2 separate regions of the Homo sapiens genome follow, and region 2 is linked to region 1. Evidence: chromatin contacts called from ENCODE Hi-C or POLR2A ChIA-PET data. All regions are on one chromosome and are shown on one strand. Each heading gives the region's core, a stretch centred on a gene start or an enhancer-like site at or near the end of the contact. The rest is flanking DNA. Distances are from core to core; before and after follow the strand shown.

Region 1 (5,057 bases), core at 806-3,305:
GGGCACTTGAGCAGCAATGGGTGGAGGGGATGTGGGAGAAGAACCAGTATCTTGCTATCCTAGGCAGCACCAAAGCTTCCCTCACTTGCTTTCAGCCTGCTGGGTGAGTGAAGATCAAGGATTAGCAATGGGCAACAGAAGCTATGAACTCTCTTCTGAAGTACCTCGCAGGCTCCTCGATACTCTTATCACCAAGTCTGTTATTCACACAGTGGCAGCCACAGTGATCAAATGCATAAGGCAGATCACATCATGTACTTCCTAACAACCCTCCAGTCGTTTCCCACTTGAGCTAAACTGTCCTGGCCTATGAGGTCTGCATTCATCTGGCACCTGTTACCATGTCATTACTGCATCCTCTCATCTTGTCATCTGTAAAATGGGAATGAGCATGGCTGCTTTTAGAACGAAACAAGATGACGTATGTCACACACAGACACACACACCATCACCACCACCAGGCCATCATGGTAGAATCTGAATAGTAAGAAATGATTAAATTGAGATTTGCAGCCATGCGGAGAACGATAGAATCAGGTACCTAGTAGATGTGAAAGGGTCAAGTTAATGGCATGGTTAATCCATCTTTGAACAAGACAATTGGACAAAAGTCTGGCATAGAGAAGTGAATGATGGAGAGAATGGAAACTTGAGGCACTAACAAGTGACAGGTTGAACTGTAGTCTCCAAACTGTGACCCATAAGGAGTGGCTGGTCTAAGATTTTTAGAAAAGCAAAAACGTTTTTACGAGTTGCCTAACCCTTAAGCTGGCGGGCCACTAGTATCTAATAAGCTCCATCACACAAGCACAACAGCTGTGTAACTGCTTGCTATGGTTTGGGTATTTGTCCCCACTCAAATCTCATGCTGAATTGTAATCCCCAGTGCTGGAGGTGGGGTCTGGTGGAGGCGTTTGATCATGGGGGAGAATCCCCCATGGCTTGGTGCTGTCCTTGTGATAGTGAGTTCCAGGGAGATCTGGTCACTTAAAAGTCTGTGGCACCTCCCCTCATTCTCTCTTGCTTGCTCCTGCTTTTCCATGTGATGTGTCTGCCCCCTCTTTGCCGTCTACCATGAGTAAAAGCTCCCTGAGGCCTTCCTAGAAGCCAAGCAGATGCCAGAGCTATGCTTCCTGTACAGTCTGCAGAACCATGAGCCAATTAAACCTCTTTTCTTATTAATTACCCAGTCTCAGGTATTTCTTTCTAGCAATGCAAGAATGGCCTAACACACTGCTTCTGCCTGGTCTAACACTAGCTGGCTTTTATACATTAATGATGATATTTGAGCCTGAGTGTAATTCTATAACCTTTCATCCTACCCAAGTTTCATCTTGAAACTGGGCATTGTGGGGGATCCTGACAAATAGAATAATTGGTATCAACTGAACATCTGTATGTACTTGGTCCCTGCCAGAACTTGTAGGGCAAGCATGGACCATTTGAATTCCCATAATTATGAATAAAGGATTCATGTGGTCCACACCCAGGTATCTGTGGTCATGTGGCTTGCTACTAAGAAAACTGGGCGTGCCTCTTCACTAGTTAAAAGCCATCACGTTTGGAATAAATAATAAACATTTACCTGCTTCTATATTTCTTGAGGTCTGATAACACATTTTGAATAATTTTGTATGTGGGCTCATTGTATCTTTCAGGCCTAATTTCTGACAGTGTCATTTCCCATCTGGGTTTTGATTCTAGAAAGTCAAACCCTGCAGTAACTGCTATTGGCACCCAGTGTTCACCTTGGTCCCTGGTCTGATCACAAGATACTCTACACATTCCAAGCTAAAGTCTGAGATCACTGTTCAATAGTCAAAGGAGTCTAGTTCCTTAAAAAATGCTGGGTGCCTTTCTAGTATGGGGAGTGGGGGAAGAGACTGTTTTAGAAGCACATGAGGAAGTTGCTACTCAGTTTGATTATGTTAGGCAAACAGAAATTAGTTAACTGGCAGGAAAACACAAAGCCAAGTTGGAATCTCAAGCTGAAACCATGGTTTCAAGTGACTATTTGTTACTCCCTGAAATTGCAGCCCCAGACTATTTCCTTCTTTCCATCAGAGCCAAGGCCGATGACCTGCCAGGGCCTTGTAAATCATTCTCTTACTCCAACAATAAAGCCCATAGTTTATTTCTGGGCTTGCCATCCACGAGCTACAAGAAAACACACTCCAAGCTGACTCCATTGCTGTCAGGCCTCTTTGCAGTGGTTACGATTAGATGAGAGGGGCCACTTGACCTGCAGCTGGATTGGCTGGCCAGTGGCTCTTGTTGCGGTTAATTCAAGAAGCAGGAAAGCAGACATCATACAAGGAGCTCTGACCAAAAGCTTTAGAGGGCTGTTCAAGGAACGCAGGGACTGTGTGTTTATGGTTGGATTTCACCTCAAACACTGATCTGTTGTGTGACTTTGAGGAAGTCCCTTCACCTTTCTGTGCCTCAGTTTCTTCATCTGTAACATTACCCTAGTGATGAGTTTTATACCACGTACTTGAGTCTAAACTTTTAAAACCAGGGACCCAGCTAACATCCCATTGGTTTCTCTTCAGAAAGGTATGGTCTTTTCCATGCAGATTACACTCCATTTCCCAAATACAATGGACTGCTTTACAGTTTGGATGATTAGATTTACTGGCTCATTACAGTTTTAAAAATAGAACAAGTCACACAGAACTACAAATTTAGCCCCTGAGGCTGATTGTGTTGGCAGGCAAAGAGGCAGCACTTTCTTTCCTCTTTCAGGATTTGACCTGAACACACGGGTTGTATGGCATTTGAGGGATTCATATGTGGTCAAGCCTCCAACCTTTAAGTATCAGAGCATAGGAGGAGAGAGGACTGTTGACCCCAAGCTTGGGATTTTCTACAACTGAACCCTTGTTCTACTACCTCTTTTCCTGCTGGCTGCCCTCTGTCCTCCCTTGTGCAACGAAATCTTAGTTCTCTTTCAGGGCTTCAAAAGCCTCCTCCATGTTGCCTTCCCTGGGCCTTCCTCCTCCTTCCCTCTGCGGGAAGGGCTCTCCCTTCTCTTTCCCCTCTATAAGCACCCATTTGTGCTATACATGTAAATTATATCACAATGCTTTGTACCATGGATGTTTGTGCCTAGGTTTCATTCTCTTCCTTGAGGTCAGGGACATTGTCTGTGATGTTAGATCCCTTATAGTACCCAGACAGGGCTTTGTCTATAATAGGAAAATGGATAAACAAGAAAATGGAGGACTTTGGGCATGAGGATTCACTGACCTGGTTCTCCTTGTCTTTCTGTCTTGCATGTCATGAACCTCACTGCATCCACTCTGTTTTTAGATCTCACTGAGTTCATGTGTTCAACCATACACCTTATTGGGTGCTCTTACGGACACTGTGATGTGCTATCCAGCTCCTGGGGGTGCTGCTGACAGCAAGCCCTCAGCCCTTATCACACAATACAATTGTCTACCTAAAAAGAGCCCCTTCTCCAAAGTCATGCCCCCTTTCTAGGACAACCTGCATGAATAACTGGTCTATGTGGGTTTATAAAGGTTCAGGCCCATACACTAATTTGGAACAACTTCAGAGCCTCCTATGAGATTGGCTGGGGCTATCGTCAAGACTGCATCACAGCTCAACTTCTTCCTCTGCCCCATCCTGTTTCCTTCTTTTCCCTTTTATAGCTGTTGATCCTAAGAGCACTCCCTAATAGAAGTCATGCACATCAAATTATTGCAGAGTCTGCTTCCCAGAGAACCAACCTGCAACAAGTGGCTACCAAGTACCAGGTACTATTCTAGCTTGTGGCTTAGAGTAGTGAACAAGAACAGGTCCCTGCCCTCACAGAGCATACAATCTACTGGGAGAAGACAGACAATAAACAAATACACACATAATAAGTTAAAGGAGGTGATGATCAGAATAAGCAAATTGGAAAGTGACCTAGGAGCTCTATGAGTCCGTTCTCATGCTGCTAATAAAGACATATCCAAGAGTGGGTAATTTATAAAGGAAAGAGGTTTAATTGACTCACAGTTCAGCATGGCTTCGGAGGCCTCAGGAAACTTACAATCATGGCAGAAGGGAATACAAACATGTCCTTCTTCACATGGTGGCAGCAAGGAGAAGTGCTGAGCAAAAGGGGGAAAAGCCCCTTATAAAACCATCAGATCTCGGCCAAGCACAGTGGCTCATGCCTATAATCCCAGCACTTTGGGAAGCTGAGGCAGGTGGATCACCTGAGGTCAGGAGTTCGAGAACAGCCTGGCCAACATGGTGAAACCCTGTCTCTACTAAAAATACAAAATATTAGCTGGGTGTGGTGGCAGATGCCTGTAATCCCAGCTACTCAGGAGGCTGAGGCAGGAGAATCACTTGAACCTGGGAGGCAGAGGTTGCAGTGAGCCAAGATCGTGCCATTGCACTCCAGCCTGGGCAAGAAGAGTGAAACTCCATCTCAAATAAAACAAAACAAAACATCAGATCTTATAAGAATTCACTCACTATCATGAGAACAGCATGAGGGTAACCACCCCCATCATTCGATTACCTCCCACCAGGTCCCTCCCACGACACATGGGAAGTATGGGAATTATGGGAATTACAATTCAAGATGACATTTGGGTGTGGACACAGCCAAACTATATCAGGAGCCAAGCAAGAATATTATTTTTAATGAAGATGCTGAGGAGGCTTCACTGATAAGTAACAACGCAAATAAAATGAGGGAGAAAGACATGAAGATATCTCAGAAAAGAGTATTCTAGACAGTTGAAATAGCAACTTCAAAGACTATGCCAAAGGAACAGCAAGGAGAATGCTAGCAGATGAGGACGCATAGAGTTAGATCATGTAGGGCCTTGTGGGCCTTGGGTCAATGTTCTATTTTCTGTATTGGGATGTGTGTTCACAGGAATTTATTGGATTATTTAAAACAATAAATAAATAAAATTTAGAAAGAGGGCCAAGCACTGACAAAAACAAGAGTGTCATCAACCACAGATTATGATTCTATGTGCCTGAAATTTAGAAGAGAGAAATGTCTATTCAAAACCCAAGAGGAGATGTTGAATACATGAGTC
Region 2 (5,184 bases), core at 53-2,552, 37 kb after region 1:
GAAAGTGACTCAATGTGGCTCATGTAACCAGCCTGTGGCAGAACCTGGAGTCAATCCCAGGTCTATGGTCACTTCCAGCACTTCCCATGCCACCTCTTTATCCTGCCCTCTCCCTTGGAGATGAACTGACTTTGGAATTAACCATAAATTACCTGCCACAAACCCTCAGCAGCTTACACTTGAGTTCTCTGTTCCTAACCAACCCAAGCTATGGTATTGGCACAGAATTCTGTTTCTAGGGCTATGCCAGGTCAGGGGTACACACAGCACCCAAAAATCATGCTATAGAAGGCTATAATGCAAGTCTGGCTCTTCTGGAGCAGGTACATGAATGGAGCCAGCCTGCCATACTAGGTTCTATGGGAAACTGGGAGCACATGCCCCATGTAGCAGGGAAGCCAATACTTACCTCCAATAGCCAGGAGCCTTTGGGATTGAGGACCCAGTGTTGCCAGTCATAGCTATTTTTAAGAGATGTTAGAATTTTGTTTGTTTATATGTGAAATCACTTGCATTTTAAATATTGGCTCAGATTTTTAAATGTCTTTTAAAACACTGGCAGGCTAAACAAAATCCAGCCCATGGGCTGCCAATTCATCCTCTGCAGCATAGTAACAGTGAGGGATGAATGCTAAAGCCAGGCAGACCAGTGTGAATCCTGGCTCAGACCCTTGGTATGGCCATGGGTAAGGGAACCTCCCAGCCCTTCTACCTCCTAGCACTAATGGTCCAATCTCATAGCATTCTTGGGAAGACTGCAGTAATATAGGTGAAGCACTTAATGTGCTGCCAGTTACATCAGTACGCAAGAAAAGTTAGCACCGCCATTATAATAACCCTGAATCATAAAGACCTGAATGCCCTTAGTCAGAGCACCACCCAGAAAGCTCTCTAAGGCAAAGCCAGCACTCGTCTGCTAAAAGCCCTCTGTCCCTCTCAGCTAATTTCTGAACCAGTATCTTCCATGGCTTTGTGATCCCTGCTGGGAATTCAATGTTAAGGTAACATAGCAGCTTGTCATGTACTTCCCTGTGGCGTTTCTCTCTGGGGAGACAGAGACAAATGGAAAGAATGGACAAGGCGGGCTGCTCAAAGCACTCTGGATAGCCTTGGAGGATGCATGGACAGAGGAAAGCCCAGCTTCAGCCAGGAGGCCCCAGGGTGTTTGTTCCAGCAGATAAACATCCTTCCAGGAACAGTTTAGATCATCTGATATAAAAAAGTGGCCTCTGACCCAAGGCAGTTTTGTTCTGTTCTTTCTCAGCCAGTCAAGTGTAAGTGAAGAATGTGGCTGAGATTGGGATCTGGCCTGGAGTGCCTCACAGGGGGACACGACGGTTTAAATGCGGCTGAACCTTCTTTGGAATGCTGCCTGACTGGTGCTTCAGGTGTTACTTAAATTCTTAGCAAAGACAAAAGGAATCGAAAACAAGGTATACTAAACTGACCATTGTGCTATAGGGGCCTAAGGAAAGCTTCCCCTCCCCACTCTAAAATTTCACTGAGGGCCGGGGGCGGTGGCTCACCCCTGTAATCCCAGCACTGTAGGAGGCTGAGGAGGGCAGATCACCATGAATATTCAGTGTGAATATTCATGTGAGGAGTTTGAGACCAGCCTGGCCAACATAGTGAAACCCTATCTCTTCTAAAAATACAAAAATTAGCCGGGCATGGTGGCAGGCACCTGTAGTCCAGCTACTCTTGAGGCTGAGGCAGGAGAATCTCTTGAACCCGGGAGGCAGAAGTTGCAGTGAGCCGAGATTATGCCACTACACTCCAGCCTGGGTGACAGAGACTCTGCCTCAAAAAAAAAAAAAAAAAAAAATTTCATTGAAAAATCAACTCACAAAAGGCAGATTGATTGAAGAAAAGGCATACAAATTTATTAACATGCACACAGAATGAATTGCAGAGTGATTACCCCACCCCAACGGGATTCAGAAACTTATGTACCATCCTGGCAAAATAGGTTATGGGGTGATGGAGAAGAGAAATTCTGTTATGGGAATTGCTGGAGAGAATGAACGGTTCAAGGAACAGAGATGAACTTGTATGTTATCTTGTGAAAGGATCTGTTCAGGATCTCAGACAGATGAAGAAACTTCTTTTTTTTTCTTTTTAGTAGAGATGGGGTTTCACCATGTTGGCCAGGCTGGTCCTGAGCTCCTGGCCTCAAGTGATCCGCCCACCTCGACCTCCCAAACTGCTGGAATTACAGGCGTGAGAGACCATGTCTGGCCAGATAAATGAACTTCAACATCATCCTGTCTTTGGGACAGACTGGGGGGGCCAGATGGGGAAGATCAGAGAGACCTTGAGGCTTCTTCAGTTAAGTATGTCAATGAGCATATTTTGAGGTATCAGTTTGTGAGCCCCAACAATGTTTTGGTATAGGGGGTCTTACGGAAATGCAGGGAAATTTGATTTCACTTACCACAGGATCAGAGATGTATTTCTTTCATGGGTACCACAGCTGCTAAACCAAGCAGGTCTTCTCAGGACATAACCCACAGTGAGCATGTTAGGATGCAGGAACATGTGCAGGGCTCTGGCAAGAGGTACTGAAACATTGAAAACGGCCTTGATAGAGTATCTCTCTTTGAAAGAGGTTTAAAAAAGATACACTAAAAGTTATTTTGCTTAACACTGTCCATATAAACCAAAGAGGGCATTGAAATTACCAATGGCCCTGTATCTCTTGGGCAACAGATAAGGCCTATTTTCAAGATATATCTTTCCGTAGATCCTACTGTCCTGAATAATTTGTAGATTCCTGATGTATTGAATATTGAGAAATGCTTTTTAGTCTATGTCCAGTTATTTTCATGGATGTTGAAGAAAATAGACTAAGAGGAAGGGTTTAATATTTATGCAGCTACAAGTGTCCATTTTTCCCCCAGAAAATATACTACATAACACACACACTCTTTTCTTTTTTTTGGCATTATACAATTCTCTTCTCAGTGCTACAAAAGAACTAATTATTCACAGCAAGGAAAGCATGCTGTAATATAGTTGCAAGGGGCATTTTGTCTAGTTGTTAATTAGCCAAGTTTTTGGTGTCAGACAGAATTGAGTTTCAAATCTCACTCCACCACTTCCTAGATTTGAACTTGGGCAAATTATTTAGCCTTTCTAATCTTAGTTTCTCATAGCTATAAAATGAAGCTAATAACAGGATCTCTGCAAAGATTGTTATGAAAATTAAATGAGCTAATAGTTATATAGCATTTAGCAGGATTTGGCACATAATAGTGCTAAATCAATGGTAACTATTGTGAAACCAGAAAATCTGAGACAGATCTCGGTTAATTTAGAAAGTTTATTTTGCCAAGGTTGAGGATGCACTGGGACACAGCCTCAGGAAGTCCTGATGATATGTGCCCAAGGTGACCGGGGCACAGCTTGGTTTTATACATTTTAGGGAGACATGAGGTATCAGTCAATATATGTAAGAAGTACGTTCGTTCCATCCAGAAAGGTAGGGACAACTCAAAGCAAGGCCCCCCCACTGGGGGCTTCCAGATCACAGGTAGGTGAGAGACAGATGGTTGCATTCTTTTGAGTTTCTGGTAAGTCTTTCCGAAAGAGGCAATCAGAATATACACCTATCTCTGTGAGCAGAGGGATGACTTTGAATAGACTGGGAGGCAGATTTGCCCTGAGCAGTTCCCAGCTTGAAGGGGCCCAAGATATTTTCCTTTCACACTATTATTAAAATTTCCCTCCAATTTAACTCTTTCAATAAAACTCACATAACCAGTGTTTTCTTAAGGTGAGGTATACCTGTACTCAAGATGTGCTTAAATTCTGGTGAAGGAATGTTGAAAGAAATAAACAATTTCCTATGCCACTCAAAAGACCACAAGGATGGCTAAATAGTAGAAAGGCAAGTTTACTGGCAACATCAGTTTGCAAAACGGGAAGAGTCAGTCTTCAGTGTGTACCAACGGTATCCTCTCTTTGAAAAGGGAAAGGGCAGGTTGGGTTTTATGCCTCACAGGATCTGTATTACATAATAGTCATACATATTTAGCAGGTCTGGGGGGAAAGCCATACTTCTTTATGAGAGGAGTTGAGTGCATGCACAATGGGCAAACATATATATATAACACGCATCTCATGTTCATGTAGGGGCAGGGTTTTAGTATTAAAATGCGGTAGAGTTTGGCCCTTTACGACAAAAGGTAAACTATAGGACACAAAGACATAGAGATTGTGTGTAGTCTCTGTAAGCCAGCTGAAACTGGCTTGAGGTCTGCAGTTGCTAATCAGAAAAGAATGCTTTTCCTCTGTCCAATCAGAGTTGTAGTGATCTGCGTTGTAAATCAGAGTTAGGAATTTGCCTGATAGCACCTATTGTTAGGGAGTTTAACATGCTCAAGGTTTTTCTTGTAGTCAGAATTTAGGAAGTTGCTGTGCCAGCCAAGCTCTGGACCCTTGACTCACAGGTAACTTTTGTTTTCTTAACCTTGGGATCCATCTTAGTTGATAAAAGGGCATCTATTTTGGTCCCGCAGATCACATCTACTAGTCTGCATTGCTCATATTGCAGTTAGGATCCAGTCTCAATGAAGTCTGGCTACATAGTCTCAATGACAGCCTTGGAAACTCCTCCAGGGGTCATGAACATAGAATGGCCTTTCATAGTTTCCTGAGTTGGAGCAAGACAGCACAAGGGCAAATACAAATCAGAAATAAGAGTCTTAATTCTTATTTCAATTCCTGTAATTGAAAATAAGGGAAGAGTTCTCCCCATTTCCCTTTAATTTTCAGAATTTATCTATCCTTTGCAACTGTATATAAATCTTTATAGTAGCTAAGTAAGATTCTTGCCAGTCTCATAACTCAGAAATATTTCCTCAAGAACCTCAAAGCCATCTTTTTAAATGCAAACATCAGGAAAAAATTGCTTTTCTATCTTCCACTTCTATGGAAGAGTTAGAATCTGATGGGGCTCAGGACACAACACTCAAAAAAAGACTGTAGGAAACTAGAATATGTCACCCGAAAATATGCCTCTTTGGCATATTGATTATTTTGAGCTGGTTATTTTGAGAAACTGAAGACACAGGAGTAGCTCTGAAAAGATGGATGTTCATAAGAGAAACATATATCTGCAAAGGAAATCACCATTTGCAAGGGTCTCTTCATCTTTGCACCAGGAAAAGAAGACTAAATCAC

What was found. A loop is a pair of places that touch in the nucleus more often than their neighbours do. ChIA-PET counts read pairs that join two places held with the same protein, here RNA polymerase II (POLR2A).
Region 2: a loop to region 1 is called in a map of Calu3, with 2.7 times the contacts of the local background. The contact joins two enhancer-like sites. A Hi-C loop is called at or near these places in 4 of 168 maps with a recorded cell type or tissue (Calu3, GM12878, HCT116 and 1 more). POLR2A ChIA-PET finds 5 or more read pairs at or near these places in 2 of 52 experiments (H1 and PC-9).

Annotation. Positions count from the first base shown.
Region 1 is chr1:117,230,061-117,235,117 of GRCh38, forward strand. No RefSeq gene overlaps it. Among named protein-coding and RNA genes, the nearest start is that of VTCN1, 22 kb to the left of the region's middle. Within about 2 kb of position 2,056, at least 4 of the 41 ENCODE cell types and tissues checked have a DNase peak (open chromatin) inside an H3K27ac peak, as active enhancers do; they include PC-9, where a contact is called at or near this core.
Region 2 is chr1:117,267,834-117,273,017 of GRCh38, forward strand. No RefSeq gene overlaps it. Among named protein-coding and RNA genes, the nearest start is that of LINC01525, 25 kb to the right of the region's middle. RefSeq lists a silencer at 814-1,108 and an enhancer at 1,070-1,588. Within about 2 kb of position 1,303, at least 3 of the 41 ENCODE cell types and tissues checked have a DNase peak (open chromatin) inside an H3K27ac peak, as active enhancers do; they include PC-9, where a contact is called at or near this core.